3 separate regions of the Homo sapiens genome follow, and all the other regions are linked to region 2. The links are chromatin loops, found by intact Hi-C in ENCODE. Cell type or tissue: heart left ventricle. All regions are shown on one strand. Region 1 overlaps TPST2 (tyrosylprotein sulfotransferase 2). Region 2 overlaps TFIP11 (tuftelin interacting protein 11). Region 3 has its middle 4.8 kb from the start of MIAT.

Evidence for each region. Hi-C counts contacts between places; a loop is a spot of excess contacts. Peaks named below come from ENCODE experiments on the same cell type or tissue, not always from the same donor. Only the 100,000 strongest peaks of a DNase experiment are listed, where the experiment ranks them.
Region 1: it touches region 2 in a loop (2.4-fold over the local background); 5 of 110 quality-filtered maps call a loop at or near these places.
Region 3: a loop joins it to region 2, with 5 times the contacts of the local background. A loop is called at or near these places in 81 of 110 quality-filtered maps.

Annotation. Positions count from the first base shown.
Region 1 is chr22:26,547,215-26,555,214 of GRCh38, forward strand. The region is part of intron 1 of TPST2 (tyrosylprotein sulfotransferase 2); the gene reads right to left. It overlaps MIR548J (microRNA 548j), which reads right to left; the gene lies at 7,998-8,000. Among named protein-coding and RNA genes, the nearest start is that of MIR548J, 4.1 kb to the right of the region's middle. RefSeq lists a silencer at 3,089-3,383. In heart left ventricle, no CTCF peak of the experiment used is centred here; a DNase peak (open chromatin) is centred at 3,363; H3K27ac peaks cover 2,166 bases.
Region 2 is chr22:26,499,099-26,507,098 of GRCh38, forward strand. TFIP11 (tuftelin interacting protein 11) reads right to left here. Exons shown (of 15, transcript NM_012143.4): 5 at 7,677-7,830; 6 at 7,205-7,361; 7 at 4,568-4,695; 8 at 2,802-2,954; 9 at 6-533. Among named protein-coding and RNA genes, the nearest start is that of TFIP11, 9.4 kb to the right of the region's middle. RefSeq lists a silencer at 3,941-4,010 and an enhancer at 6,982-8,000. In heart left ventricle, a CTCF peak has its summit at 4,025 (motif pointing right); DNase peaks (open chromatin) are centred at 133 and 4,143; H3K27ac peaks cover 1,928 bases.
Region 3 is chr22:26,648,762-26,656,761 of GRCh38, forward strand. It overlaps a transcript of MIAT not described here. Among named protein-coding and RNA genes, the nearest start is that of MIAT, 4.8 kb to the right of the region's middle. RefSeq lists an enhancer at 683-1,484. In heart left ventricle, no CTCF peak of the experiment used is centred here; no DNase peak of the experiment used is centred here; H3K27me3 peaks cover 3,943 bases.

The DNA.
Region 1 (8,000 bases), 48 kb after region 2:
CAGCCTCCCAGGTATCCAGGACTACAGGTGCATGCCACCATGCCTGGCTAATATTTGTATTTTTGTGTAGAGATGGAGTCCCGCTATGTTGCCCAGGCTGGTCTCAAACTCCTGGACTCAAGCAATACTCTTGCCTGTGCCTCCCAAAGTGCTGGGATTTCAGGTGTGGGCCACTTCACCCAGCCCCTCCTTTTCTTGTAGGAGGAATATATTAAATACACAGCACCCCTGTGTATTTAACACCAAAGCAAGGGCTTTCCATGCCCTACCTGGTTTCATACTCACATCAGCCCAGTCAGGCAGGTGGTGGCATGTTCTCCATTTTAAGCTAAGAAAGGCCCACGTGGGTGCAGGGTGAGCACGACTCTACCACACAGCAAAATCGCCAACAAATAGAAACCACACTTAAGAAAAAAGACAAGAAGGAAATATGACTCAACTGCTACCAGTTAACCAAGCAGGGGGTGGTGCACGCCTGTAGTCCCAGCTACTCGGGAGGCCGAGGTTGGGGGATTGCTTGAGCCCAGGAGATCAAGGCTGCAGTGAACTATGATCGAGCCACTGTACTCCAGCTTGGATGACAGAATGAGACTGCCTCAAAACAAAGAAACAAAAAACATTGCTACCAGGGGTGGTACTCGGGTGGTAGGTGATATTTTTCTCCTAAAAACATAACTTGATGGTGTCATCTTATTGTCTTTCCATATGATAAAATAATAAAGTGACTAGTAATTTTTGAATTGTATGCCATACATGTTATGGGCCCAGACTGCTTGGGTTCAACATTCTGCTGCACCAGCTACTGGCTGAAGGACCTTGGCAAGTCACTTAGCCTCTCTGAGACTTGGTTTTCTCGTCTGTAAAATGGGGATGATAATACAGGTCAAGTAGCCCTAATCCAAAATTTCAAAATCTGAAATGCTCCAAAATCCAAAACTTGTTGAGTGCCAACATGATGCTCACAGAAAACGCTCATCGGATGTGGGGCATGGTGGTTTACACCTGTAATCCCAGCACTTTGGGAAGCCGAGGTGGGAGAATCACTTAAGCTTGGGAGTTCAAGACCAGCCTGGGCTGTTAATACAGCGAGACCCCATCTTGAAAGGAAAGGGAAGGGGAGGGGAGAGGGAGGGGGAAAGGAGGCGGGGGAGGGGAAGGGGGAGGACATGGCACCACCCGCCTGATTGGGCTGATGTGAGTATGAAACCAGGTAGGGCATGGGAAAGGAAAGGGGAAAGGTAAGGAAAGGAGAAAGAAAAGGAAAAAGAAAGAAAGAAGAAAGGAAGGAAGGAAAAAAGGAAGAAAAAGAAGAAAAGCAAGGAAGGAGAAAGAAAAAAGAGAAAGAGAGAAGAAAGAGAAAGAAAAAGGAAGGAAGGAAGCAAGCAAGCAAGCTCATCAGACATTTTGGAGTATGGATGCTGAACTGATTAGTATGATGCAAATATTCCAAACTCGGAAAAAATTCAAGCTAGGTGTGGTAGCTCATGCCTGTAATCCCAGCACTTTGAGGGCTGAGGCAGGAGGCTCGCTTGAGCCCAGGAGTTTGAGACCAGCCTGGGCAACAAAGTGAGACCCCATCACTACAAAAAAAAATTTTTTTTTAATTAGCCAGGTGTGGTGGTGCTTGCCTGTAGTCCCAGCTAATTGGGATGCTGAGGCAGGAGGATCACTTGAACCCCAGAGGTCAAGGCTAAAGTGAGCCATGATCATGCCACTGCACTCCAGCCTCGGTGTCAGAGGGAGCCCCTGCCTCAAAAGAAAAAAAAATCTGAAATCCAAAACCTTTCTAGTCCCAAGAATTTCAGATAAAGGGATACGCAGCCTGTAACACCTCCTAGAAGGGCACTTTGAAATGTGCCTAGCGCAAATGAGAAACTAGTCTTGCAGGAGTGCTGGGAGGTATAAATAAATTAGGGCATGTCGGAACAGCACCTGGCCCAGAGCAAGTGCTACCTGCCTGCTGGCTCTTGTTTTCAGCAAATCCTTGTATGGTGGAGATTTTTATCCCCATCTGAGAAGTGAAGAAATTGAAGCTCCAAGAGATGGAGTGATTAGCAGAAGCCAAACAACAAGTAAGAGGAAAGGCCAGTTTCCAAATGCGGTTCTGCCTCCAAGGTGCCAACCCTAGCGTGGTGTCATGCGGCTCATAAAACAGGGGCAGCAGCCAGGCACAGGGGCTCACGCCTGTAATCCCGGCACTTTGTGAGGCCAAGGTGGACAGATCACGAGGTTAGGAGATCGAGACCATCCTGGCCAACACAGTGAAATCTCCTCCGTACTAAAATACAAAAAATTAGCCAGGCATGGTGGCGCGTGGCTGTAATCCCAGCTACTCAGGAGGCTGAGGCAGAGGAATCGCTTGAACCTGGGAGGCAGAGGTTGCAGTGAGCCGAGATCATGCCACTGCACTCCAGCCTGGGCGACAGAGCAAGACTCCGTCTCAAAAAAAAAAAAAAAAAAAGAAAAAGAAAAAAGAAAAAAAAAATAATCAGATTAAGCCAGAATCGGTTGTTGGAAACAGCGGGGTTTCATTTCAGCAGGTGTGGTGACTCACACCTATAATCCCAGCACTTTGGGAGGCCGAGGCAGGTGGATCACGAAGTCAGGAGATCGAGACCATCCTGGCTAACACGGTGAAACCCCCCTCTCTACTAAAAAAAAAAAAAAAAAAAAATTAGCCGGGTGTGGGGGATCGCGCTTGGGAGCTCCCAGCTACTCAGGAGGCTAAGGCAGGAGAATTGCTTGAACCTGAGAGGCAGAGGTTGCAGTGAGCCGAGATCATGCCACTGCACTTCAGCCTGGGTGATGGAGCAAGACTCCATCTCAAAAAAAAAAACAAAAAAAACAAATGGGCAGCAGGAGACCATGGGAGGAAACTTTGCTCCCTCTTTCCATTGACCCTGAAATGTCCCTGGAAGGGAGGGGCTAATCAATCTAAGAGATCCCCTTAGACTCAGATTCATTCATTCCACCAATGTTTACTGAGCAAGTACCATGTGCGGGGCCCTGCTCAAGATACTGGGATACATCAAGGGCAACAGACAAAGGTTCCTGCCTTCATAGAGCTGACATTCCAGTGGGGAGCCAAGAAACCAGTATGTGAGACAATGACACCAGTGATAAAGGCTCAGAAGCAAATGCCCATGATGAGAGGTGGAGGCATTCCCCAGGGGTTAAAGAAGGAAAGAAGGGAGTGACATTTGCATTGAGACCACACTGAATTTTGGCTCAAATCTATAGGAACTTTCTAAATCATCATTTCTCCAAGCTCAGCAGATCAGGAGGTTCCCAAGAGAAAAGCGGCAGGGGGGCAGGGAGGGGACAACAGCGGGGAGCTGGCAGTGCACAAAGCCAGCTCAGGAGGTCACTGCACTTACAGAGTGGCCCTGGAGCAGGGCCCAGTGCCCACGTGCTCAGGCTCAGCCATCAGCCCTGCAATTCCTCCCCATGGGAACCAGCTCCCAACATTCCATTGCCATGGCTATTCCCAACCCTACCAGACCACGCTGACCACACCAACTCCCACCCACCACGCCTCAACCTTCTGCAGAGCTGGGGAGACGCAGGTCTCTTGGGCAGGGTCCCTGGGAATCAGGGACCTCTGACCTATTGCGGGGGGAAGCCAGCCAAGAAAGCCCTCCAGATTCCAATGGGGTGTGAGTAAGGGAAAAATAATTCTGAAGCTCTGGACACTGCTTGAGCATAAAAAGCATGAAGAGTGGTTCAAGAGGGAAAAAGGGCAGGGAGGCTGGCATGCAGCCTTAAAAATATTAGCTCAGGCCAGGCACAGTGGCTCACGCCAGGCATGGTGGCTCATGCCTATAATCCCGGCACTTTGGGAGGCTGAGGGGGATGGATTGCTACAGCAAAGGAGTTTGCGACCAGCCTGGAAAATAAGACAAAACCCTCTCTTTACAAAAATTAGCTGGGCTTGATGATAATACACCCATAGTCCCAGCTACTTGGGAGGCTGAAGTGGGAGGATGGCTTGAGCCTGGGAGGCAGAGGTTGCAGTGAGCCAAGATCACACCACTGCACTCCAATCTGGGTGACAGGGAGAGATTCTGCCTAAAAAACAAACAAACAAACAAACAAAAAAACATTAGTTCAGACTTAGAGCCCTTATTATATACCAGGCACTGAACTAAGGGTTTTACATATATCATTGCATTTTGTCTTAACCATTGACCCTATTTGACCCTCCCTTATTAACCATCCATTTCCTGGGGCTCAGAGACGTAAAGGAACCTGCCGAAGGCCATGCAGCTGGGAGGCAGGGGAGCTAGAAGGAAAACTCAAGTCTCTCTCTTTCCAGAGCCTGTGTTCTCCTCCCTGTCTTGCTTTGCATTTTTTTTTACCTAAAACCATCAAAGCAGGGTCCCACACACTGTCCCAGTCTCCCGTTCAGAGGCCCAGTTCAGCACTCTGTTAGGGACTAGCCAGGGGTGGGGACTGATGAGGCTGGGGGTCACATCCTGGCTCCCCCACTCAAAGGCTGGGTGTCCTGGGTCAATCTTGGGCAGCTCTCTGAGCCTCAGTGTTCTCATCTGAGAAATGGGAATAACACCTGGAAGAGTGTCATGGGAACTATGTAACTTCCATCAAGCCAGGCAGAGCCAGCATAAGAAAACTATTACCATTTAATTCTTTTCCTTTTCTTTTCTTTTTCTTTTTTTTTTTTTTTTTTTTTTTGAGACAGTTTCTTGCTCTGTTGCTCAGGCTAGAATACAGCGGTGCAATCATGGCTCACTGCAGCCTCAAACACCTGGGCTCAAGCACATTCTCCCATCTCAGCCTCCCAAGTAGCTAGTGCACCACCATGCCCGGCTAATATTTTATTTTTTGTAGAAATGGGGTCTTAATACATTGTCCAGGCTGGTCTCAAACTCCTGGGCTCAAGTAATCCTCCTGCCTAGGCCTCTCAAAGTGCTGGGATTGCAGGCATGGGCCACTACGCCTGGCCGCCTTTTGATGTTAGGATCAGTCATTACAGCACATGGATAAAGACTGGCAGGGACATACACACAAACTAAGGAACGCGTGGTCCGGTCAGGTGGGATCAGGGGTGACTTCTTCTCCCTGTTCGTTGTCATTTAGAGTCAAAATGTACAGGGCCAACTGTGCATTTTTACTCTAATGACAACCCTGGAGGGTGGGCGCTATTATTAGCCACGTTTTACCGAAGGGGAAACTGAGGCTTAGAGCGGTGAAATGCTTTGTTGGAGGTCACACAGATGGTAATTGGTTGAGCCTGAACTGAAACTCAGGCTATCTGATGCCAGAACCCAAACTGTTTCCCCAACTTTCGACGACCCTGCTTTATCATCTCTCTTGGGGGTAGGCAAGCTTCTGTGAAGTCATAAAACCCATGTTTTTGGCTCTGTGGGCCACAAGAGCTCCACTGCGAGTTTGCAACTGTAATGCAAACAACCAAGATGACACATACATGAAGGCAAGTGGCTGCGTTTCCATAAGACTAGTTACGAAAACAGGCGGTCAGCTAGATTTGTCCCGTGGGCATAGTTTGCCAACCCCCTGGTCTATATCACGAAAAGACACTATCAGCCAGGAGCAGTGGTTCACGCCTATAATCCCAGCACTTTGGGAGGCCAAGGCAGGAGGATCACCTGAGGTCAGGAGTTCGAGACCAGCCTGGCCAACATGGTGATACCCCATCTCTACTAAAAATACAAAAATTAGCCGCGCATGGTGGCGGGCGCCTGTAGTCCCAGCTACTCGAGAGCCTGAGGCAGGAGAACTGCTTGAACCCGGGAGGCGGAGGTTGCAGTGAGCTGAGATTGTGCCATTGTACTCCAGCCTGGGTGACAACAGCGAAACTCCATCTCAAAAAAAAAAAAAAAAAAAAAAAAAAGACACTATCAGCAGCACCTGCCCTCAGTGCAACCTGGGCAAACTCACAAAGCACAAATACAGTGAGCCGAGGTGGAAGCCAGTTTTGGTTCTGGGACTTTTCTCAGTAGGGACTGTGGGAGGACCCAGGTGGCCAGCCTTTGGTAAGAGAAAAATGTACAATTCGGGAAAACAAATAGTTGATTGAAAAGAAAAAGAAGTGCACACTCATGCATAGGGAATCATCCAGCATCCTGTCTGTTGCCACGTAAGGACTAGCAGAGAGGCTTGTGCATGCCTGGCAGTTTTTTTTTTTTTTTTTAAAGAGACAGGGTCTCCTTCTGTCTCAAAGGCTGGAGTGCAGTGGAGTGATCACTGTTCACTGCAGCCTTGAAACTCCTGGTCTCAAATGATCTGTCTGCCCCAGCCTGCCAAGTAGCTGGGACTACAGGCAAGTGCCACCATGCCCAGTTAATTTTTTATTTTTGTGGAGACGGGGTCTCACTATGTTGCCCAGGCCAGTCTGAGTTTAATCCTCCCACCTCAGCCTCCCAAAGTGCTAGGATTATAGGCATGAGCTACTGCACCTGGCTGGCAGTTTTATATACAGTCGCCCCTCGGTATCATAAGGGACTGATTACAGAATATCCCTCGAATACCAGTATACATCAAGTCCCTTATATAAAATGATGTAATATTTGCATAAAACCTACACGTATCCTCCCATATACTTTAAATCAGTGCTAGATCAATTATACTACCTAATACAATCTAAATGCTATGTAGGTAGTTGTTACACTGTATTGTTTAGAGAACAATCACAGGACAAAAAAGCTCTGTTCATGTTCAGTACAGATGCAACCACCCATTTTTTCCCGAATATTTTTGATCCACTGTCGGCTGAATCCCCGCATGCAGAACCCAAGAAGACGGACAGCCAACAATATATTTTGACCCTCATGACAGGCTTGGAGGGTAGGCACTATTATTATTAGCCACGTTTTACAGAAGGGGAAACTGAGGCTTAGAGAGGTGAAGTGCTTTGTTGGAGATCACACAGATGATAAGTGGCTGAGTTTGATCTGGAACTCAGGTCTATCTGATGCCGGAACCCAAGCTCTTAACTACCTCTTCCAAATCTCGACCCCACCCCATACACAGATGGGGAAGCTATGTGCCCCAGGTCAGACAGCTGCTCAGAGTAGTGCCCGGCTCAGACTCCTGGACCATCTCCCAGTCTTGCCCCTGACACCTGGCACAGCCCCTGCTCAGGACTTCCTGCCCAGAAACACAGAGGGCCCCTGCCTGGTAAACAAGGCAAACAGGAAAGGGCCAGCGTGATCTTGTAGGGACCAGTGCTTCCTGAGCCCTCACCCCCACCCACCATGGGATCCCGTCTCTACTCCTCTGTCCAGAAGCTGTCAGAGGTAGGGGACTGAGCATAGGGGCAGGAATCCTCCACACCTGGCTGATTCCTAGCAATGCAGCCCTGGGTTGGGGGTCAGTGGGGAGGTGTTATCTAACTACTTTGTGCCTCACTTTCCTCATCTGTGAAATGGGGAGGCCATTAACACTTGTGAAGACTAAATAAATAAACTTGCAGTGGCTCATGCCTGTAATCCCAGCACTTTGGGAGGCCAAGGTGGGCGGATCACCTGGGGTCAGGAGTTCAAGACCAGCATGGCCAACATGGTGAAACCCCGTCTCTGCCAAAAATACAGAAATTAGCCAGGCGTGGTGGTGAATGCCTGTAATCCCAGCTACTTGGGAGGCTGAAGCACAAGAATTGCTTGAACCCAGGAGGAGGAGGTTGCAGTGAGCCAAGATGGCGCCACTGCACTCCAGCCTGGGTGACACAGCAAGACTCTGTCTCACAATAAATAAACTCACATAAAGCACTCAGAACAGAGCTTTGTTACTACCTGACTGTTATTCCTTCCCTTTAGGGTAGTGGTTAAACTTTGGTGTGCTTCTGAATAGCCCAAAACTTTAAAAGGCAGATTTCCTGGGGCCTGCCCTCAAATATTCTGATTTGGAAGAGGCAAGGTGGAGCTGAGGGAATTTGCATTTTAACGTGGAGCTGAGGGAATTTGCATTTTAACAAGCGCTGCCCCTTGCTCCCTCTCTGTGAAACACCGCTTAAGGCACTG
Region 2 (8,000 bases):
CTCACTTTGAGGGGATCCCACTCCTTGAAGTACTCCTTCATGAGTGGATAGACGATGGCCACAGCAAGGTCCACACGGTCGGACATCCTGTACTCCTCATAGTACTTGTCCTGCAGGGTTTCGAAGATGCGGGCACACTCGTCCAGGGTGAGGGGGTTGCTGCAGTCGGGCTGCATCCGCCGCTCGCACTCCTCCACCATCTCCAGGACCTTGCTGAGGTTCGAGATGACCCGCTCCTCGTGGTCCAGGACCTCGGTCATCTTCTCCAGCTCGTGGAAGAGGTTGACCACCATGTCCCGCTCATACTGTAGCTGCCGGTCATTCTGGATGATCTCCTGCTCCGTGAGGTCGATGAGCAGCTGCAGGTTGTGCTCCAGCTCGGGCAGCGCGAAGCCGGGGGCCTTGGCCTCTTTGCCAGACTGTGGCAGCTGTTGGGACTGTAGCGGCAGCCCATCATCGGGAACGTTGTGCTTGTGGCTGATCTGACTGTAGCTGTAGTAGACCTTCTGCTCCCGGCCTGTCATGTCTATGACCTTGGAAAACATAGAGGGATGAAGGTTAACACCGCTGCAGCCCTGTTAAACACACAGCTAAGCCCAGGGGAAGGCCCCATGACAGGGGAAGTGTGTAGAAACCACATTATTCAACAGAGCTGGAGAAGGGCAGTGTTGTAAAGTGGGAACCATACTGTCCTAGCCTAAAGGAGACTCCAGGGACAAAATCAGATGCAGCAAGCAGTTCTAGGTTGGATCACTGTGAACAAGCCAGATGGAGAAGACTTTTTAGGGAAACATGAAATTTAAATAGGGACTGAGTATTAGTAGATGTGAAAATTTATTTTAATGGAAAGGTAGAAGCTGTACTGATCAAAGAAGGTAACATACAATCAGAATATCACATTTTGATTTAAAAAATGCACATAAGCATAGAAAAAGATCTAGGATGTATAACAAGATGTTAACATTTGGTAATCTTGGAAGGATGGAAAATATTTTCTACATTTTTGCCTATTTCCTAATTTTCTAAAATGTACTACACACTGCTGTGTAATAACAAAGTTTTTTTAAATTTAATTTATTTATTTATTTTGAGACAGAATCTCGCTCTGTTGCCCAGGCTGGAATGCAGTGGCACGATCTCAGCTCACTGCAAGCTCCGCCTCCTGGGTTTAAGCCATTCTCCTGCCTCAGCCTCCCAAGTAGCTGGGACTACAGGCGCCCGTCACTACACTTGGCTAATTTTTTGTATTTTTAGTAGGGATGGGGTTTCACTGTGTTAGCCAGGAAGGTCTCAATCTCCTGACCTTGTGATCCGCCTGCCTCAGCCTCCCAAAATGCTGGGATTACAGGCATGAGCCACTGCGCCCAGCCTTTTAATTTTAAAACAAAATAAAATATACAAAAGGCTAACTGAACAAAGGCAACCTAGACAATGAGCTAATTCCAATATTTTAGGAAAACAGGAAATGTGAATACGGACTACACTTCTGAAACAGAATGATTCATCACCACTTTTTAAGTAAGAGTGTGATCCATGAACCACCAGCTTTAGACTCACTGGAGGAAAAAAAAAAAAAGAGTCCTGAGGTTCAGTCTAGACTCAATTCCTGGGAGGCACCTAGACACTCTTATTTCTTATCAGGTCGTCCAGATAACAGCACGTTTGAGAACCCCACTAAAGGCTTTCTTTGAGGTCTATGACACACTACATATCCTACAGCAAATGACAACAGGCAACTGTCACCACTGTTCTTTGACTACTTGGAAAAGTAACGGAAAACTTTTTTTTTTTTTTTTTTTTTTTGAGACGGAGTCTCGCTCTGTCCCCCAGGCTGGAGTGCAGTGGCACGATTTCCGCTCACTGCAAGCTCCGCCTCCTGAGTAAATGCCATTCTCCTGCCTCAGCCTCCCGAGTAGCTGGGACTACAGGCGCCCACCATCACATCCGGCTAATTTTTTGTATTTTTAGTAGAGACGGGGTTTCACCATGTTACAGGACGGTCTCGATCTCCTGACCTTGTGATCTGCCCGCCTAGGCCTCCCAAAGTGCTGGGATTACAGGCGTGAGCCACCATCCCCAGCCAAGTAATGGAAAACTTAATACACTACATGGACGTAACAGTGGCTGAAAATTTAATCTATCTTAAAAAAAGAAAATACTCAATGCTGGCTAAGGAGCCCTGGGGACTCTCTCCTGCCCTCCTGGTCAGAGAGAGTTAATACAACCTTCTGAGTATTTAAATGCCTTAAGTACTTTTGTATTCAACATGGTGATTGCACATGTACATGTCTATCCTTAAAAAATGTCTGAAACAAAGACAAAGTTTTATATACAAACTAACCAGCCAAAAACCCAAACTAAACCAGATAAAAGCTAAATGTCTAACAACGGAGGTAGGATCAAATAATACAGCACAGCCACTCTCTGGAATTACGTGCTCATTATAAACACTTTGCACTGAGTTTTTAATAACAAGAATGTTATTAAATTCACTGATGTAAGCTCCAGAAACACAGGAACATCATTTGGTTTACCAGTGTAGTGCCGTGAAGAGTGCCTAGCAGAGAAGGAACTTGGTAACTATTACTAAATATGGGAGTGTAATGAATAGGAACATGATATTAATACTATGTGAGCATGTTCCTATTCATTACACTCCTATAAATAAGTGAGAAAAGCAAGGTACCAAAAAAAAAAAAAAAAAAAAAAGCCTAGCTAAAAGATCCAAAAAACCCTCGAACATGTTCAGTGATTATTTCTGGGGTGTGGATCCTGTACCAGGTGTCCAAGGGCCCCTGTACCTTGACTTGAGAAAGTTCCTTCTGGGGAGCAGTGAGCTTCTTGCTAATCCTGCCCTTGGCCTTCAACTCTTCCACGGTCTTGTAAGAGTATTTGGGCTTCTTCTTGCTTCCACTTGGGTCTTTCCTCCACTGGCTCAGCTCCTTCTGAAACTCCTGAACCAGAAGAATACAGTCAGATGCAGCAAGGAACAACCACTTTTTACCACAGGTGAGGTAGCTGAGACCATTAGCAGATGTCACCATTCACTGTCTTAGATTTATTTACAAGCTCTATATGAAGGAAGGAAAGGATGCACCTGCAAGACACCAAAACTATCTAATGATACTCCTTGACCCCATTCGCCCTCTTACAAATAATGAGGTTCAGAAGGCAGGTACACCAGATGGGAGGGAGAAACAAAAATAAAGATAAACGAAACAACATTTATTGAGCATCTACTATGGGCAGGCACTATACTACTTTTAAATGTACCTCATGTAAAACTTAGAAATGCAATGTAAAGGATTTTTTAAGCACACAAAACCTTGTTTCTAACTTTAAAATGAAGATAAATAAGCAGGCCCTAACTCTCAAAGCAAAGGTGTCTCTTACAATCAGGGTCTGCAAAACCTTTCTAGAGGAGGAGCTAAGGCAAGCTTGTCCAACCCGCAGCCCAGGACGGCTCTGAATACGGCCTGTTTACGAACACAAATTTGTAAACTTTCTTAGTGTGACGGTAGTAAAGTCCAGCCCACAGAAGTTGGTTTTGGGGTTGTCACTATGTTTTTCTCATACTGGTTAAGACTTGTCATTTTTTCTCTAAAAGTATCTAGACATCTGGCTACTTTGGGAAAATCAGAGGATCAGGCAATACTGAGCCCACATCCTCATAAGCAACAATCACCTAGAGCTGAATAAAGATTTACCTTCTAGACAGACTACAGCCTCACCTCTGTGCCACAGTCCCCACCACTCTTTATTGTCTAGCACCTGGCTCATCTTACTTGCTTCTGTGGTGTGCCTGGCACCTGTAGGCTTCTGAGAACACCTGACTCACAGTGGTCAATCCCACATTTATCAAATAACTCTTTCATGAAAAGGTCAGTGACATGAAGAGTAACATGTCTCTTTGCAGCATCCTGCTTTCCCCCATAAATTCAAACAGGAAAAGAGTAATACTTCAATCAAGAGAGCTGGCCCTTTCTATCACTGGGGAAAAGGGACACACAGCTGCCAGCAGATGGCTCCCTGCTGCACTTGGGATGAAACCTGAGCACCTAAAAATGGCTGTCATGGCTGTCTTGTGGACCACCCACCCCTCTGAATGCACTTCCTTCCCCTCTGCTTTGTGTACCGCCCTCCCACCGCAAGGGCTTCCTTTATGGTTTCTTAACCACCAAGCTCAGAGCCTCTCAGTGTCCTCTGGCTTGTCAGCTCACCCTTCTGCCAAGTCTCAACTGAAATGTTTCCTTTCCCAAAAGGTTTCCCTGACCAGCCTATTTATAAAAGTAGGTCAACACCACCTCCCAACCCCCAGCCTTATTTTCTGTCTAGGCAGCTCCTGGCACCTTCTGCCATTTCAACTGCCACTTCCACACCACAGCTGCTTGTTTACTCTCTGTCCACCCTAGCCCTCTCATCATGGTGCACCTAGCCTTCAGCCCAGTACCTGGCATACGGTACATGTACAATAAACATCTGAGGACTAACAGAATGAAGGGATAAATGAACAGCCATTAGAAATGGACAGGACACCATCCACCCATGTCTCCTGACTTCCAGTTACCTCTTCAGCTTCTTCCTCTGAGTCAACCACAGGGAAGTCTTGCATGGACTGAGTGGTGCGCTCGGATCCATAAGCCCCCACAGCACCTTTTCCCTTTCTCTGCTTGGCTTCAATTGGGTTAATGATACCTGAGGAATTTCAGCAAAAAAAAAAGAGAGTCTTACGATCACAGCAATTCATGTATGTGAATCAGCCACTCAGTGAAATGACAGTTTCTTGCTCCTTCCACAAAATAACATGCTACTCAGGAAGGAGAGCTATTCTCTGCCCTCAGAACACTACTCTTGTCCCTTGTGATTTGAAACTTATGAGCATTTATGCTACCACAGAACAGTCTGCTGACTAGTTTATTTATATCCCAAATAGATTTCCATTTCCACTTGGATTGTTTAGTGGACAGGAAGAAAACAGAACACTACATTTATAACTGAGAACTCCAGCACACTAAATTCTATGCTTCACTTCTTTGGGAGCCTCTATTAGGGAAAATGCAATAATTCCAATACTATACTGATTCTGACTGAAGTGAAGCTGCAATTTAATATAAGACTCCTCACATATTTTACTTAGGAGTTCCTATCTCCTGTGTTTAACTTTTTTATAACAAGTTTAAGCCCTGGAAATAAACGTTGTTTTTCTCATAAAAGAGTTTACGAATAGGACCACAACATTTCAATGAAGACGTTCCCCTGACTCCAAATTTTCCATCCCTGCCCCCCTTCCATTTAGTTCCACTGAAGTCTTAAATAAGAGCTATCCCTGGGCCAGATGTGGTGGCTATGCTTGTAATCCTAGCACTTTGGGAGGCCAAGGTCTTGAACCAGCCTGGGCAACATAGTAAGACCCCATCTACAAAAAAAGAAAAAATTAGCCAGGCACAGCAGAGTGTGCCTGTGGTCCCAGCTACTTGGCAGGGTTGAGCCCAGGAGGTTGAGGCTGCAGTGAGCTATGATCATGCCATGCCATTGCACTCTACCCTAGGTAACAGAGTGAGACTTTGTATCAAAAAAAAGCAAAAAAACTGTCCCCTCATTCTCATTCAGTGTATCTTTACTCAAGTTCATGTATTTTTCATGTACCTAATGTTTTCAACACATAACCTGGATTTCACTTTAATAATTATTTAGAGGCCAGGCGCAGTGGCTCACACCTATAATCCCAGCACTTTGGGAGGCCGAGGAGGATGGATCACTTGAGGTCAGGAGTTCGAGACCAGCCTGGCCAACACAGTAAAACCCTGTCTCTACCAAAAATACAAAAATTAGCTGGGCGTGGTGGCGGGTGCCTGTAATCCCTGCTACTCGGGAGGCTGAGGCAGGAGAATCACTTGAACCCAGGAGGTGGAAGTTGCAGATGAGTTGAGATCGTGCCACTGCACTCCAGTCTGGGTGACAAGAGTGAAATTCTGTCTCAAAAAATAATAATGTTATTATTATTATTTAGAGACTGGAATTTGAATATGTAGGATACATTTGATTATATCTACTTGGCAATCATGCATAGGAAATAGCTCAAGAAGAGGGGGAAATGTTCCTGTAGGAAGAATCCAACTGTTTGGTTTGAGAGGCTTTGGTCTCAAGAAGGTAAGAGTGTGACAGGGGCTGTGTCTCAATGGGGCTGGCCATGAGAAGACAGGAGGAGACTGGGCTACTAGAGGAAGATGGAAGTAACCAATGCAGGATTTGCTCAGCCAGTTTTATAGCCATATGGCTCTAGCTATTACAAAAACTATGCACGATGTTTTACTGATATTCCTGAAGGACAAATAGGGTTATTTCCACAAAATTAAAACCCTTGTGAGTAGGGATGGCAAACTCAAATGACTCTGGGACCAAGAAAAGTTCCTGTGGGTTGGGGTGGAAGACAACAGGGGGTAATGGAGACTGCCTCCAAGAGAAGGCCATGTCCATCGTCCCAGGAGCAGTTCTCACTTGCCTCAACTAACTACTGCCAGGCAAAATCTAGAATTTTAGGTGAAATTGTCTGTTTTTTAAATATTAGCAACTAATTCATTTTTGTTTTTATTTATTCTATTTATTTATTTATTTATTTATTTATTTATTTATTTATTCAGGGATGGAGTCTCGCTCTGTTGCCCAGGCTGGAGTGATCTCGGCTCACTGCAACCCCCACTTCCTGGGTTCAAGCGATTCTCCTGCCTCAGCCTCCTGAGTAGCTGGGATTACAGGCACATGCCTCCACACCCAACTGATTTTTGTATTTTTAGTAGAGACGGGGTTTCACCATGTTCATCAGGCTGGTCTTGAACTCCTGACCTCAAGCGATCCACCACCCGCCTTGGCCTCCCAAAGTGCTGGGATTACAGGTATGAGCCACCACACCCAGCCTCATTTTTGTTTTTAGAAGCACTGGTCAGGACCAGAAAAAAAGCCTGTTTTCAACCTGTTTGCAGCCTGTTTTAGACCCTAACCCTTTCCTTGCTGTTGAAACAATTACTTATTTAACTTGAGCTTTGATAAAGCAAGGTAGCTTAGGAACGCAAATGTCTTGTGCTGGCAAACCAGGCTGGAGAGATAAAGTGCTTTTAAAAGGGAAAAGCAAACCTCCTCTCCCAACGCCCCTCTCCTTCCCTATGCCTGCCCTCCTCCATCATGCAAGACGACAAAGGTGCAATACCTTGTGCATTCTTCCCGAGGCCCCGTCCAGGGACGTAGCCCATCTTCTGAAGAAGCTTCTGTCCAATTCCTTTTGTGTGTCTTTCCCAGCTGCCGAAGTCCATGAAAGATTTGGTTCCTCCTGCAAAACCTTTCTGGCTGGGCTTAAAATTGCCACCCTGCAAAAAAGAAAAATCAAAGCTTAGTTAATGGAAAAACAAAATGAAGAAAAATCTAAGAAAGCTTGGCCAACAGGAAAATGGCCTAAGTTATACAGCACTATGAAAAGTGTCATATGAACCAAAAATGTGTGTGATAACGTGTCAGGAAGGAAGAGACTGCACTACACACTTCACAACTCACAGAAACCTGCCACCAAAAGGAGACACTCACGAAATTCATTCCAGATGAGTTTCTCCCTGGCTAGAAAATGCTTGGGCCACAATGACCTTTGAAGGATATTCCTAGGGTCACAATCCTGCAATAGAGACTACCGTTTTTAGCTTCCTTGGTCCAAAATCCTTAGGAAAGTCGTCCTGCTTAACAGGTTTCTCTTCGTCATCAGAATCTTCCAACTCTGCCTCCTCCGCTGCCCCTTTCTTGAGCCCTGCGCTGATGAAGTTGACTGGCGCAGAGTAGTCACGGGCCCTGTAGGCACAGAAACAAAGCCCCACCAGGTCGGTAAAGAACTCTTTTCTCTGCAGCGATCCTTTTGCAGAAACTACGTGCTTGAAGACTCCTTAGAGTGAATCTCATGGGAGGTTTTTTAAAAAAGTAACACATTTTTTAATGTGTCAAAAAATCCAAAGGACCCCAGA
Region 3 (8,000 bases), 150 kb after region 2:
GGACTTGATATGTGTGTGCACTGCAGACAGTGTTGGTGTCTGTTTAGCTTCTAAGATCCTTTATAATAACTAACCAGGTATAAGAACTCTAGGTCTTGTGGGGAGTCTCTAATGGCCTTGAGAGAGAAAGAGAGAGAGAGAGTGAGAGGGAGAGAGCGAGAGAGCGAGACAGAGAGAGAGAGAGAGAGAGAGACTACCAGGCTGAAGTCAAATCACTTGCATGAGGCCCAAAAACTGGGAGCAGGAACCACAGAATATTCACAGGAAGGAGGAAAAAATTCAGAAAAATAATAGTTCAAAGTCATATTTCATACTAATGTGAGAGAGAGAGAGAGCATTTACTGAGCAATGTGACAGGGCCATGTGTTTTCTGCACTCAGACCACTTAGTTCTTTCAAAAGCCCTGCAAGTGAGGTTATGTAATCTCCGTTTTACAGAAGAGGAAACTGAAGCCCAGAGGGTTGAAGTTCCCTACCCAAAGTCACATGGTGGGTAAGGGGCAAGGGTGGGATTCAAATTTAGTTCTGTCTGACTCCTGAGTCCATGTATTCACTGCCCGCCCTGGCTGGGAGGAAGGCAGAGAAAGGAAACAAGACAGAGTGTCAGGTGGCAAAGAGCCTGGCAGTCCCTGGTGGATTCCTCCCCACTATTCCTGCAGACTGAAGGAGACCAGGCCCCGGGTGCTGCCCATCACTTCTCAAACCCTGTTTCCTTGTGTGCCCAAGGCAGACAACAGTGCCCAGCTCATGGGAGCTGTTGTGTCAATTGGATGAGGGCACATGCTTGGTCTGTGCAAGGGGCAGCCTGGAGGTGGCAAGAAGTTGATGTCCAGGGATCATCCTTCAACCATAAGAGATAAAAGCAGGTGGAGGGCAGGGCACAGTGGCTCACGCCTGTAATCCCAGCACTTTGGGACACTGAGGCGGGTGGATCACGAGGTCAAGAGATTGAGACTATCCTGGCCAACATGGTGAAACCCCGTCTCTACTAAAAATACAAAAATTAGCTGGGTGTGGTGGCATGCGCCTGTAGTCCCAGCTACTCGGGAGGCTGAGGCAGCAGAATTGCTTGAACCTGGGAGGCAGAGCTTGTAGTGAGCCGAGATCATGCCACTGCATTCCAGCCTGGCAACAGAGCGAGACTCCGTCTCAAAAAAAAAAGTGAGTGGAGGAGTTCCACGACATCCTCGACCTGGGGTAGGACATGTCGGGTGTGTCCGACAGTCTCCCAGAAGACCTCAGCAGGACTGAGTTCTAGTCGCTAACAACTTGCTCATAGTTATGGAGTAAATTGTGCTCTCTCCACTCAAATTCTTATGTTGAATTCTTAACCCCCAATGTGACTACATTGGAAGATAGGGCCTCTAAAGAAGTAATTAAGGTAGAATGAGGTAGAAAGGGTGAGACCCTAATCTGACAGGACCAATGTCCTTATGAGAAGAGGGAGAGACACCCGGGTTGTGTGTGCACAGAGAAAAGACCACATGAGGACACAGTGAGAAGCTGCCATCTGTGAATCGAGGAGAGAGGCCTCAGGAGAAGTTGACCCTGCTTCTACCTTGGTCTTGGACTTCCAGCCTCCTTAAGTTGTTTGTTAAGACACCCCAGTCTATGGTATTTTGTTATGACTGTCCTTGCTGACAAGTATCCTCTTTAATGTACCTATTCCAGATTTCTCCTCTTCCCTGTCTCCCTAACCTGCTCCCTTACCAAGGCTTCCTGGTACCAATACCTCCTAAATAAACAACTTGCATTTGAATCCGTGTCTCAGGATCTGTATCTGGGGTGATCCAGGCTTATAATCCCCATTTATCCTTTATCTAGAGAGACTGCTGACTTTCACACATTTAGGCGCCACTGGGGGCAGGACAGAGATAAGATTTTGGAGACCACTGAGCTCTAGTTGACCATGGCATTGATCCTGAGCCCATGCCCAGATGAACAGACCCTGGAGTGACCCAAGCATGGCAGTGGGGTCATTGTTCAGCTGGCTGAGGGGTGGTACATCCCTTCCTAGGGGAAAAAAGGATTCAGGATGATGCAGATGGGTTTTCAGAGAGTCTGAGGGCAGCTTCTGGAATCAGACAGCACTGGGTTTCAATCTCAGGTTTACTACACACATTCTAGCTGGCTGACCTCGGATAAGTCACTTTCCCTCTCTAAGCCTCGCTTTCCTTACCAGTTGGAGATGACACCGATACTTCCTTAGAGGGTGCTAAGACAGAGTGTGGGTAAAGCACTTGGAAAGTCTTCTGGCAAGTAAGTGGGCAAGGGGTCAAGTTCATTGCATCTGATGGTGATTACAGGGCCGGGGAGGGGGTGGCAGGGAAATAATTTTGTAGTTTCAGGGAATTGTTGAAAGGCACATTCTTTCTGGGCCATACCAAATGCAGCTCTCCTCTCCTCTGCTCTACAATCACTCACTGCTGAACTCAGGGAGCCCCATGCTCACCACAGGTAAAGATGGCCGCTTTGATGACTCAAATGAGATTTTCTATCTGGGTAAAACCAGGAGCTGTTTGCTCAGGGGACAGCTGTCAGAAAAGAGATCCCCTGATCCCCTGATGGACCAGTCTCCATCAGTAACATGGCTGGAGGGAAGACAAAATTTGGCCTTGCCCAGAGCCCTTCCTCCAAGGGCTACAGGTGTGGCCCGGCAGAGAAGTGGAGCTGGGAACATGGGAGGGTGTATGTGAGGAAGCCCACCTTGCTACTGACTCCATAATCCCTCTGACTAAGGCAAGGTGGGGGAATAGAAAAGGAAACGTGGAACAGAGAGGTACGTACCCAAAAGAACGGAAAAGAAGGATTCAAACAAATACTTGCACATGCCTGTTCATAGCAGCGCTATTCAGATTAGCCAAAGGGTGGAAACAACCCATATGTCCATCAGTGGATGAATGGATGAATAAATTGTGTTCTGTTCATACAATGGAATATTATTCAGTCATAAAAGGAATAAAGTGCTGAGCCATGCTACAATGTGGATGAACCTCAAAAACATTATGCCGAGTGAAAGAAGCCAGCACAAAAGGTCACATATGACAATGGGCTGGAGGGGAAACTGGGAAGTAACCGCTTAAGGGTGTGGGGTGTTATTTTGGGGGTGATGAAAATGTCTTGGAACTAGCTAGACCTGGTGGCAGCATTACATCGTGAATGTACTCAGGGCCACTGAATCATACGCTTTAAATGGTTAGTTTTAGAGGATGCGACTTCCCTTTCTTTTCTGTTTGTTTCTTTCTCTTTTTGAGACAGAGTTTTGCTCTGTTGCCCATGCTGGAGTGCAGTGGTGCAATCAGAGCTCACTGCAGCCTCTAACGCCTAGGCTCAAGTGATCCTCTTTGCTCAGCCGTCCACGTAGCTGGGACCACAGGCACACACTACCATGCCTGGCTAATATTTAAAAGGTCTCTGTAGAGATGCGGTGGAGCCGGGGGTCGATCTCATTATGTTGCCCAGGCTGGTCTTGAGTTCCTGGACTCAAGCGATCTTCCCACCTCAACCTGACAAAGCGTTGGAATTACAGGTGTGAGGCATTGTGCCCGACCTTAGATTATGTGAATTTCCTATCTCTCTCTCTCTTTATTTATTCATTCATTTATTTTTTTTTTGAGACGGAGTCTCACTCTGTCACCCAGGCTGGAGTGCAGTGGGCATGATCTCACCTCACTGCAACCTCCAACTCCCGGGTTCAAGCAATTCTCCTGCCTCAGCCTCCTGAGTAGCTGGGATTACAGGCGCCGCCACCATGACCGGCTAATTTTTGTATTTTTAGTAGAGACGGGGATTTCACCATGCTGGTCAGGCTGGTCTCAAACTCCTGATCTTGTGATCTGCCCCCCTCGGCCTCCCAAAGTGCTAGGATTACAGGCATGAGCCACTGCGCCTGGCCCTCTCTCTCTTTTTTTAAAGAGGCACCCAGTGGGCTGATAACAGAATTGCAATGGGAACCCTGGCCTCCAGAGCCACTCTTGTTTCTCCAAGGGCTGTTCTAGGACTAAAGAGAAGAGAGACTCAGGCTCCCCTTTCCTTGATATGTTGTCAGTGTCAGAATTCTCCTGGAAATCTGGGGTTTCAGAGTGGTATCATGCAGAGCAGGAATACTGACGTGTCTCTTTGGGGTACTCTTATCTTATGGGCTCCTGGGGTCCAAGTTAGCCCTACACATGTTTCCTGGAAGGTGTTTACCATCTCGGGGCTTGCTCTTCCTAGCATATGTCCTAAGTCTACCCACAGGATAAGGTGAGGGTCACAGTTACATTGATGGGGAGGAGAGAAGGATGCCAGCTCTACTTCTCAAACCAAGCATGAACTGCAAAGGATGTCCAACCCTCCGTAGGGAAATGGAAGATGCTAGGGAAGACTTTGCTCACCACAAAGGCACTCAACAGATGGGCAAAATGAGGGCAAAGGACCAGCTGAATCCCCCAGAAGGGCTAGTCTGGTCTACCCCATGATGCAGAAATGTACCATGTTAGAGAACTGGGAGCAGAGGAGGCCACACAGGTATTGGCATCTGCTGAACATGAGGGTCCACTCCTTCCTTGCGTTACTCAGTTCACGGCTTGTCCCGAGTCCATCTGAGTTACAGTCTATTTGCAGTGAGCCACGGTATCCTCTAATGGTCACCCCTTTTGCTCCCCTCCGCCACCTCCCCACTGCTTGCCTTGAAAAGATTTTGTAACAGCGAAACAGCAAAAGAACTAACATAACTAACTCAATTTTTGTTTAAGGGGCCTTTTCCCATTCCTGTACGTAGGCTAGGATAATTTTAGAGCACTGAGATAATATGCAGAAAAAAGCAATCACGTAGTTTTTAAAAACTAACTCTGGGATTAAAGGAGAAGTATGTAAATCATCTATGTTTTGTGAAAGATTTATAAAAGCATTGTGACCTGACCAAGGACAAAGAAGTTCACAACCTTCTTGGACCCTCACTGGTGCCCAGGTGTCAGTGGTAATTGGTCATCTGTTGATCCCAATTCAACCTCCCTTCTCTTCCCCTTTGCTCTGTTGCCCAGGTTGGAGTGTAGTGGTGCGATCTCAGGTCACTGCAACTTCCGCCTCCCAGGTTCAAGTGATTCTCCTGCCTCAGCCTCCTGAGTAGCTGGGATTACAGGTGCACGCTACCATGCCTGGCTAATCTTTGTATTTTTAGTAGAGACAGAGTTTCACCATGCTTGGCCAGACTGGTCTCAAACTCTTGACCTCAGGTGATCCGCCCACCTCGCCTCCCAAAGTGCTGGGATTACAGGCGTGAGCCACCACGGTGAGCCTCTTCCACTTGACTTTAGCATAAAAACAGCATAAAATTTGTACTGACTTAATATGACTTAATATGGTACTTTAGAACAATAAATAGTCCATTAACTTCTTGGTTTTGCTAGCTCTTTAAGTAAACCTGATTTTCCTCCCATCAGCCCTTATCTCTGGTGTCTGGCTTTCAAGCAGTGAGCAGCCAAACCTAAGTTTGATTATAATATCTCTAGAACCAAAGATACTTGGAGATAGGATCATAGATTCACTATTGCTCATCCTTAAGAAGCCCCAGGGTATAGGATGAAGTGTGAAAGTTTGGGGTGAACAGGTGGCTTCATTTTTTTCCAAGTAGATATTGGAAATGATAGACTGACAGTCAGGAGAATTTGGGAATGGATTATAAAACAGGTGGCTTGGGAATACTTAAGAAAGGAAGTGGTGACCTCTATGGATCCCCTGTATTCAGTTAGAATGTGTCATGCCAAATTATATTTCCCTTTTTGTTTGTGTCTAGGGAGACTAGACTGGTGAATTAGGGGGAAGTCGTAGACCTGTGTGATGACAAAAGCTCAGGCAGGAGGATCCCTTGAACCTAAGAGTTCAAGGCTGCAGTGAGCTATGATCCTTGTCACTGCACTCCAGCCTGGGCAACAGGGCAAGACCTTGTCTCAAAACATTTATTTATTTATTTATTTTTAAATTTTTTTTGAGACAGAGTCTCACTTTGTTGCCCAGGCTGGAGTGAGTGGCGTGATCTTGGCTCACTGCAAGCTCCGCCTCCTGGGTTCACGCCATTCTCCTGCCTCAGCCTCCCGAGTAGCTGGGACTACAGGTGCCTACCACCATGCCCGGCTAATTTTTTGTATTTTTTAGTAGAGATGGGGTTTCACCGTATTAGCCAGGATGGTCTCGATCTCCTGACCTCATGATCCGCCCGCCTCGGCCTCCCAAAGTGCTGGGATTACAGGCGTGAGCTGCTGCGCCCGGCCAAAACATTTTTAAAAAAGGACTTTTGTGATTACATTGGTCCCACCCTGATAGTGGGCTGCATACTCTGGGCAATGCTGTGACCACACACTGCCTTGCCTTTTCTCTAACTCTTTCACATGGGTCTTACCACCCTGGCAGGACTGTTAACTCTGTCAGGGTAGGAGGCTGTGTCTAAAGCCTCCTTGGGACTCTCAAGCTTCCTGCAATGGTCTTGGGCTGGGCACATTGGAAATGTTTTATAGGTTTGTTGAATTGGGTTTGTATTTTCTGAAGACCAGGGCTGGTCCCAGCAACAGATGTGTAGTCCAGAGAAAGCTGGGGAAGTTGGAATCTAAAAGGACAGGCTTAAATCTACCTGAGTGCCTTACGGTGTCTGTGGGCAGCTCTCATTGCCTCTCTGAGCCTCTTTATGTGAGCGATGAAGATGATAAACAATATTCACAGAAATGTGACAAAAGAGATGTTGTAGTTTAATAATATAAATATGTCGTGAGCCCTTACTAGGTGCCAGCAACTGTGCTAATCACACTTCCTTCATTTAGCCTGATGATGTGGATTCCATTATTATCTCTACTTTATGGACAAGTAACTGAGGAAGGGTGTGGAGCTTGCCTAAGGTCACATTTGGTCAGAGGCATGGGCAGAACTGAAATGTAAACCCGGAATAGTCTGGTTCTGAAGGTCGCTGGAATGTTCTAGCACAGTGGTTCTCCAGCTTGAGTGTGCATCAGAATTCCTTGGTGGGCTTACTGAAACATAGATGTCTGGGCCTTCCTTTCTTTCCCCAGGGCTCACTGCAGCTGGGACTACAGGCACACACCGCCAGGCCTGGCTAATTTTTTTGTATTTTTTGTGGAAATAAGGTTTCGCTTTGTTGCCCAGGCTGGTCTGGAACTCCTGGGCTCAAGCAAGCTTGTCCCCCAGGCTTCCCAAAGTTCTGGGGTTACAGGCAGGCGTGAGCCACCACACCCAGCCTGAATTGTATTTTTCTTTTCTTTTCTTTTCTTTTTTTTTTTCAGATGGAGTTTCGCTCTTGTTGCCCAGGCTGGAGTGCAATGGTATGATCTCGACTCACCGCAACCTCTGCCTACCCGGTTCAAGCGATTCTCCTGCATCACCCTCCAGAGTAGCTGGTATTACAGGCATGTGCCACCACGCTTGGCTAATTTTGTAGTTTTAGTAGAGACGGGGTTTCTCCATGTTGGTCAGGCTGGTCTCGAACTCCTGACTTCAGGTGATCTGTCTGCCTCGGCCTCCCAAAGTGCTGGGATTACAGGTGTGAGCCAGCCACCGTGCCCGGCCTCTTTTCTTTTTCTTTTTTTTTTTTTTGAGATGGGGTCTGGCTCTTGTCACCCGGGCTAGAGTACAGTGGCGCGACCTCGGCTCACTGCAACCTCCGCCTCCCGGGTTCGAGTGATTCTAGTGCCTCAGCCTCACGAGTAGCTGGGATTACAGGCACCCGCCACCACACCCGGCTAATTTTTTAGTAGAGATGGGGTTTCACCATGTTGGCCAGGCTGGTCTTGAACTCTTGACCTCAGGTGATCCACCCGCCTTGGCCTCCCAAAGTGCTGGGATTACAGGGGTGAGCCGCCGCGCCTGGCCTCGAATTGGATTTCTAACACGTTCTCAAGCAATGTGGATGCTGCAACTCTAGAACCACTACTTCAGGACCACTTCCTAGCATCCCTACTCTAGAAAATAGTAGGTACTAAGAAGAGGGCAGTTAAATAAAAGACTAATCCGGGC